Regions from separate parts of the Mus musculus genome. Here region 1 is linked to region 2. A link is a contact called in ENCODE Hi-C data. All regions are on one chromosome and are shown on one strand. The core of a region is the stretch at or near the end of the contact, and the rest is flanking DNA. Distances in the headings are between cores, read along the strand shown. Region 1 holds the start of Pramel11 (PRAME like 11). Region 2 holds the start of Pramel24 (PRAME like 24).

Region 1 (4,342 bases), core at 612-3,111, 180 kb before region 2:
TGGTTGCCACACATTTTCAGAGGATATTTGAGGAGGTTTTGAGTGCATATCTAGTGTCAGGAGCAGAGTAAAGCCAATGTGCCACACACTCAGAGCCATGTATATCACCTGTGAAGAAAACTCAGCCAGGTGTTGGCTCACAACAGCTAGCCTCCTGGGTAGGATGTTGAGGCTGGAGGATTGTTGCTAATTGGAGTATCAGATTACTACAGTTAGAGTGAAAGACTCTTCCTCAAAAATAAATTTAAAAACTAAACTACTACTAACTAAAGAACAAATAAAACTCAGTGAATCAAACTGGTTTAGTTAATGGGCTTATAACTATCAGGCCACTCTCAGGTTTTTGGCTTTACCAAAAGGAACAATTTCAGTCTAGGTAATGAAAAATATCTTATACAGACTGGTGTCAAACACATTTGGGATCTCCCAGCTTCTTCCTGTGGTGTGATAGGGTTAAAGTGCGAGATGTAAACACTAGGTTCTCTGCTTGCTTGCTTTCTTGCCTGCCTGCCTTCCTTCCTTCCTTCCGTCCTTCCTTCCTTCCTTCCTTCCTTCCTTCCTTCTTTCTTTTTCCTTTCTTTCTTTTTTTCTTTTTTTTCTTTCTTCCTTCCTTCCTTTCTTTCTTTCTTTCTTTCTTTCTTTCTTTCTTTCTTTCTTTCTTTCTTTCCTTCCTTCCTTCCTTCTTCCTTCCTTCCTTCCTTCCTTCTTTCTTCCTTGCTTGCTTGCTTGCTTGCTTGCTTGGTTTTTCGAGACAGGGTTTCTTTGTATAGCCCTGGCTGTCTGGAACTCACTCTGTAGACCAGGCTGGCCTGGAACTCTGAAATCTGCCTACTTCTGCCTCCCAAGGGCTAGGATTAAAGGCATGCACCACCACTGCCTGGCTCTCTTTTCTTTTTTAGAAATTCGTTTGTTTGTTTTGAGTTATTGTGTTCCTTTGTAGCTGAGACTTGACTTGAACTCCCTAGAGATGGCATGCAGGCCTTGAACTCAGAGAGATTACTCTGTGACTCACAAGATCTGGTATTAAAGGCCTATAACACAATAACACATCAAGCTCTTTTAGTATTTTGGGGGACATATATGTTTTCCATGCTTATAAGTCAGCAAGGAGAGTAACAGAGCTCCTATGATTGGAGTTGCAAATTGTTATGAGCTGACATATGGAAGCTAGGAATACAACGTTCTTCCTGTGGAAGAGTAGCTCTTCTTGAAACTACTGAGGCATTCATAAAGACTCTAAACAGATTTGAACTCATCTCCTCCAATGATTTACTCAAAGGCAAATCTGGGACAGAAATCAAATCAAATAAAGATAGGAGAGAGAGAGACAGAGACAGAGACAGAGACAGAGACAGAGAATGAGGGAGACAGACAAAGAAAGGGATAGAGACAGAGAGAAAAACAAACAGAGAAAGAGATGTATTTGGTGTTTTAACACTGACTTGGTGAATGGTTCTTCATTTATGGGTCCTCACTTGCCTGCCAAAAGATCTAATCATACTGGGCACACCCTATCTCCTACTACCAAGTCAATCCTGTTACTGAGACCTACCTCTTAGCTCAGGCTATATAATAGTTTCAGAGAGACCTGAGAAATAGGCTGAAAATAATATGGAAGAATAAAAAGTCCCAGGGCTCAAAGTTTGAGAAGTATCCTGGATGGGCTTGGGACCATAGACGACAGTTCAATACATTCCCTCATGAAGATCTGATTCACTCAACTATGTCAAAATAAGATTAAGTGGGTGGAGAGTTCATAATCCTATCAGATGGTAACTTTGGCCTGAGAGGTGTGGCTAAAAAATGGAGGTTTGAGGGAGAAGGAGTATATAAGGACTCAAATGGCTCCACAAGACACTCTGAGCCTTGGAGTGTGGTGTGACTTCCTGACCTTGCTGAGATTGGAGCTTCTGAGAGCTGTGTCCAAAGCAGGTAAGTCATTTATGCCCATCAGGACACCCCATCTGACATTGCCTGATCTGACATTTGATCTTAATGTTCTTTGTGTGTTTGTTTCCTGTGCTTGCTTGCTATTGTGTTGTTATTTTGAAGCAGCCAACCTCATTTAGCCCAGGATAGCAAGAAATCTGTATGTAGCCAAGTGTCATGAAACACTGAATGCTCAGCCTCTACCTTCTGAGATCTGAGGCTATCCTGCCCTGCTTGTTTATTGGCTAAGGAGGCAATATTCAAGACTCTGGCACACTGGACAATCACCATATATCCTCACCTACTGTCCTTTCAAAAATTTTAATTCAAAGTGATATAGATTTATAAGTGTCAAGGAAGAAACTTCTATAGGGCTGAAAAATTCGGTATGATTTCAAGCAAAGCATCAAATTGACAATCTGAAGCATTCATTCTCTTGTTTAATTGATTGATTGATTTTACTTTCTAAATCCAGCTCACTAAGCCCTCCCTTAAACTTCTCCCACTCTCCTAGCCTTCTGGTCTGAGTGAGTGGGCCCTTCATGGATCTCTCCCCACCCTGGTACATTAAGTCTGCAAGATTATGTGCTTCCTCCCCTGCTGTGGTCCCACATGGAAGAGCAACTACAAGAATATATTACACGTACAGGCAACTGCTTTTGGCATAGACCACTTAAGTATATGTGTGGGCCTATGTGAAACCAAGCTGCATTAAAGCTACATATGCATGGGTAACACTATGTCCTGTCTCTGTATGCTCTTTTGAGTGTAGCTCAGTCTCTGAGAGCCCCAAGGGTCTATGTTACTTGAAAGTTTCAGTCTTCCTGTAGAGTTCCTACTCCCTTCCATGCCTGCAGACCTACCCCCTATTCCATAGGAGTCCTCAAGCTCCATTCACTTTTTGTCTATGGGTCTCTGAGTCAGCTTCAGGATGGAGCCTCTCAGAATAGGTATTCTAACTTCATGTCTGGAAGTATAACAGAGTATCATTAATTTTAGGAATTGGTGTTTGTCCATGAGGATGGTCTCATGTTGGAGCCATTATTATTTGGCTGTTCCTTTAGTCTCTGTTCAATCAGCCTCTTATGATTATTATATCTTCCTTCTATGTGATATTCAAGCATTCTCACTTGTCCTTCCTTCTGGTTAGTTTCATTGTGTCTTCATGGGTATCCTGTATTTTGAGGCTAATATCCACTTATTAGTGAGGATATACCATGCATGTCCTTTCTGGATTTATCATCTTACTTAGCATGATATTCTCCTATTCCATTCATTTGCCTGCACAATTTATACTGTCTTTGATTTTAATAATATTCCATTGTGGAGATGTAACCCATTTACTTTACCAGTCTTCATCTGTGACCATCTCTGGTTGTTTCCCGTTTGGGGCTATTAACAGAAAGCTTCTATGAACATAGTTGAACAAGTGTTTTTGTGCCATGGATGAGCATCTTTGAGGTCACTAGAGAATGTAGGTTCCTTTGGGATAGAACTCTGCTCATGGCAGCTTAACTTGTCGCAGAGAACTCCATCAAGTGGAGAAGATGAGTGGCTTATATGTATAGTTCAGGATCTACAAGTCTGTTTAAGGTGGAAGTAGAGGTGGCAAGAGAATTGGGGTCCTCTGAGATAGCAGGCTGCTCAAGGTAGCTTGACTTTCCCCAAAAGACTAGGTGAACAGGGAAGGCAGGAGAGGGAATGGATGCATACCTGTATAGTTTGTGATCCACAGGTCTGCTGAAGGTGGTAGGAGATTGAATATCCAGAGGGAATTCAGGGTGCTTTGGGCAGATTATAATGCCTGGGAGGACTCAATGAGGAGGGAAGATGGTGGGAGGAAGCTTACCTGAAGGGTTCAGGTTACCCTGTTCTGATGAAGTTGGGAGGAAAGGTGATGGAAGGATGAAGGACCTCTTCAAATAGCAGGCTGTTCAGGACCTCAATGCATTCTACCTCTTAAAGAAAGATTAGAGCTCAGCATGGCTCCTGCTTCTAAATCTCATAGAAGTAAAATTTGTGTCTGTTTGATACAATATATTGCTACATTGGTTGTAGAAAAAGCACAATTGTTTCCCACAAAAGTGTCAAAATCAAGCGTGAGTCTTCTGTTACAGAGTAGATTAGGACTCACAGAATATCAGGGAAAAGCTGTTGAAATGGGTCCTTATATATTACCAGGAGGACCTTGAAGGATCTTTGGCAATGAGAAAGATAAAGATATCTGAATAACAAGGTTTTCAATGTCACCAGACCAGTGATTGGACCACATCATGGTTTATGTAATTGGGAAGGGGGGGGGGGTAAGAGGCTTGCTAAAAGTGTTTTAGATGAAATATTTGTTCCTTTGGTTATTCCCTTATCATCTGCATATCTAAAAGCTACAATGAGCTTCAAGGACCCACCAACACTC
Region 2 (3,899 bases), core at 864-3,363:
GAGACCAAAGTGTGGACACTTTGCCCCTTTTTAAAATTGGGAAGAAAACACCCATAGAAGGAGTTACAGAGACAAAGATTGGAGCTGAGACGAAAAGATGGACCATCTAGAAACTGCAATATCCAGGGATTCATCCCAAAGTCAGCTTGCAAACGCTGACAGCATTGCATACACTAGCAAGATTTTGTTAAAGGACCCAGATACGGCTGTCTCTTGTGAGACTATTCCATGGCCTGGCAAACACAGAAGTGGATGCTCACAGTCAGCTATTGGATGGATCACAGGGCCCCCAATGGAGGAGCTAGGGAAAGTACTCAAGGAGCTGAAAGGATCTGCAATCCTATAGGAGGAACAACAATATGAACTAACCCCACCTGGAGCTCATGTCTCTAGCTGCATATGAATCAGAAGAACGCCAGGGCCAAGAAGTGGGAGTGGGTGGGTACGGGAGTGGGTGGGGGAGTGTGGGGGGGACTTTTGGGATAGCATTGGAAGTGTAATTGACATAAATTCCCAATTAAAAAATATAGAAAAAAAGATACTGTCAATAACACAAAAGGCCACCAACAGATTGGGAAAGGATCTTTACCTATCTTAAATCAGATAGGGTCTCATATCCAATATATATAAAGAACTCAAAAAGGTGGACTCCAGAAAATCAAATAACCCCATTAAAAAATGGGGCTCAGAGCTAAACAAAGAATTCTCACCTGAGGAATACCAAATGGCTGAGAAGCACATGAAAAAATGTTCAACATCCTTAATCATCAGGGAAATGCAAATCAAAGCAACCCTGAGATTTTACCTCACATTAGTGAGAACGGCTAAGACAAAAAATTCAGGTGACAGCAGATCCTGGTGAGGATGTGGAGAAAGAGGGACATTTCTCCATTTTGGTGGGATTGCAAGCTGGTACAACCACTCTGGAAATCAGTCTTCAGTTCCTCAGGAAATTGGACATAGTACTACCGGAGGATCCCACAATACCTCCCCTGGGCATATATTCAGAAGATGTTCCAACTGGTAAGAAAGACACATGCTCCACTATGTTCATAGCATTCTTATTTATATTAGCCAGAAGCTGGATTAGAACCCAGATGCCCCTCAACAGAGGAATGAATACAAAAAAATGTGGCACATTTACACAATGGAGTACTACTCAGCTATTAAAAATAATGAATTTATGAAATTCCTAGGTAAATGGATGGACCTGGAGGGCATCATCCTGAGTGAGGTAACTCAGTCACAAAAGAACTCAAATGATATGTTCTTACTGATAAGTGGATATTACCCCAGAAACTTAGAATACCCAAGATAAAAGATACAATTTGTGAAACACATGAAACTCAAGAAGAACGAACACCAAAGTAAGGACACTTTGCCCCTTCTTAGAATTGGGAACAAAACACCCATGTAAGGAGTTACAGGGACAATGTTTGGAGCTGAGACAAAAAGGATGGACCAATTAGAGACTGCCATACACGAGGATCCATCCCATAATCAGCCTCCAAACGCTGACACCATTGCATACACTAGCAAGATTTTGCTGAAAGGATCCTGATATAGCCGTCTCTTGTGAGACTATGCCGTGGCCTAGCAAACACAGTAGTGGATGCTCACATTCAGCTATTGGATGGATCACAGGGCCCCCAATGGAGGAGCTAGAGAAAGTACCCAAGGAGCTAAAGGGAACTGCAACCCTATAGGTGGAATAACAATATAAACTAACAAGTACCCCAGAGCTCTTGTCTCTAGCTGCATATGTATCAAAAGATGGCCTAGTTGGCAATCACTGGAAAGAGAAGCCCATTGAGCATGCAAACTTTATATGCACCAGTACAGGGAACACCTGGGCCAAAAAGTGGGAGTGGGTGGGTAGGAGAGTCGGTGCGGGAGGTTATGGGGGACTTTTGTGATAGCAATTGGAAATGTAAATGAGAAAATACCTAATAAAAGATATTAAAAAATAAAAAGATCAAATGTTGGATAGGGAACTATCGAATGGAGTGTCTGGATGGGCATAAATGACTTACCTGCTTTGGACACTGCTCTCAGAAGCTCCAATCTCAGCACGATCAGGCAGTCAGTCACACCACACTCCAAGGCTCAGAGTGTCTTGTGGAGCCATTTGAGTCCTTATATACTCCTTCTCCCTCAAACCTCTGATGTTTAGCCACACCTCTCAGATCAAAGCTGCCACCTGATAGGATGATGAAGTCTCCACCCACTTAATCTTTTTTTCACCTAGTTGAGTGAATCAGATCTTCATGAGGGGATGTACAATACTGAGGTCTATGATCCTAAGCTCATTCAGGATATTTCTCAAACTTTGAACCCTGAGATTTTTTTTTTATTCTTCCATATTATTTGCAGCCTATTTCTCAGGTCTCTCTGGAGTTATATGGTCTGAGCTAAGAGGTAGGTCTCAGTAACAGGATTGACTATGTTGGTAGGAGATAGGGTGTGTCCAGTATGATTAGATCTCTAGGCAGGCAAGTGAAGACCCATCAATGAAGAACCATTCGCCAAGTCAGTGTTAAAACATTAAATATATCTCTTTCTCTCTGTTGTTCTCTCCTTCTCTAACTTTCTCTTTGTCTCTCTAGTTTGCACTGGGTCTCTCTCTCTCTCTCTCTCTCTCTCTCTCTCTCTCTCTCTCTCTCTCTCTCTCATTTATCTTTGTTTGATTTGATTTCTGTCCCAGATTTGCCTTTGATGCAATAATTGCAGAAGATGAGTTCAAATGTTTAGGGCCTTTATGAATGGATCAGGAATTTCAAGAAGAACTACTCTTCCACAGGGAGAGTGTTCTATTCATAGCTTCCATATATCAGCTCATAACAATCTACAACTTCAGTTATAGGAGCTCTGTCATTCTCCTCTGTCTTCTTAGGGTAGTTCATTCTAACATGTAAGCACGGAAAACATATATGCCCCCCAAAATAGCAAAAGAGCTTGATGTGTTATTGTGTTATAGGCCTTTAATACCAGATCTTGTGAGGTACAGTCTAATCTCTCTGAGTTCAAGGCCTGCATGCCATCTCTAGGGAGTTCAAGGAATGTCTCCACTACAAAAGTGCACCCTAATTCAAAACAAACAAATTTCAAAAAAAAAAAAAAAGCAGAGCTGGGCAGTGATGGTGCACACCTTTAATCCTACCACTTGGGAGGTAGAGGCAGGTATATTTCAGAGTTCAAGGACAACCTGTTCTACAGAGTAAGTTACAGGACAGCCAGGGCTATACAGAGAATCCCTGTCTCGGAAAAAAAAAAAAAGACCAATGAGAGATAATGCAGTACCCTTTTCTGGTCTCCACTGATACTGTGGAGATAGGATACAAAAGAGTAAGTGAAGGAAACCTCTCAGACACATGCAGAAAATTTTATGTGGTTTCTTTTCTTTCTACCTGAGAAATAAAGCCTATGAATATGCATGTGATGTAGATAATATCAAATTCTGATATCTAGTAGAGGTCAACCTCAAGGGGACTCTAACTCAAGTGAACCTATCCCAGCTGTCACTCCTGTCTAGGACATCCCTATTGAATGTTCCTAAAAGGAACTGTTTCATGGATATGAGATAACAAAAGTGACATTGAAGCAATGAGCCACCAGACTATATTTTCATAAACATATCAATGAAGGTTTTTTAAAAGTATGAATTCTTTGCTTTTATTGCTACTGGTGATGGCTACAAAAGGAGTACAGAGGTCAGTTTGGCAAAATGTTACCAAAGCAAAGACAGAAATCACAAATGAATAGTGACAACTCAGATTTGGACAGAGCAAAGACTGTAGAGGAGAAAGATATTTGACATCCACTAGTGTCCTTTTATTGCAAGATGATCTATGAAGGCTATGGCCCCATAAGCATGTGATGTGAACACTGGGTGTGGTAGT

The links. Hi-C counts contacts between places; a loop is a spot of excess contacts on that map.
Region 1: a map of Patski shows a loop between it and region 2 (24-fold over the local background). The contact joins the promoter of Pramel11 here to the promoter of Pramel24 in region 2. A Hi-C loop is called at or near these places in 7 of 37 maps with a recorded cell type or tissue (ES-E14, Patski, adrenal gland and 2 more).

Annotation. Positions count from the first base shown.
Region 1 is chr4:143,897,899-143,902,240 of GRCm38, reverse strand. Pramel11 (PRAME like 11) reads left to right here and starts at 1,861. Exons shown (of 6, transcript NM_001085414.2): 1 at 1,861-1,932; 2 at 4,311-4,342. The coding sequence starts at 4,316.
Region 2 is chr4:143,717,665-143,721,563 of GRCm38, reverse strand. Pramel24 (PRAME like 24) reads right to left here and starts at 2,113. Exons shown (of 4, transcript NM_001085412.2): 1 at 2,034-2,113.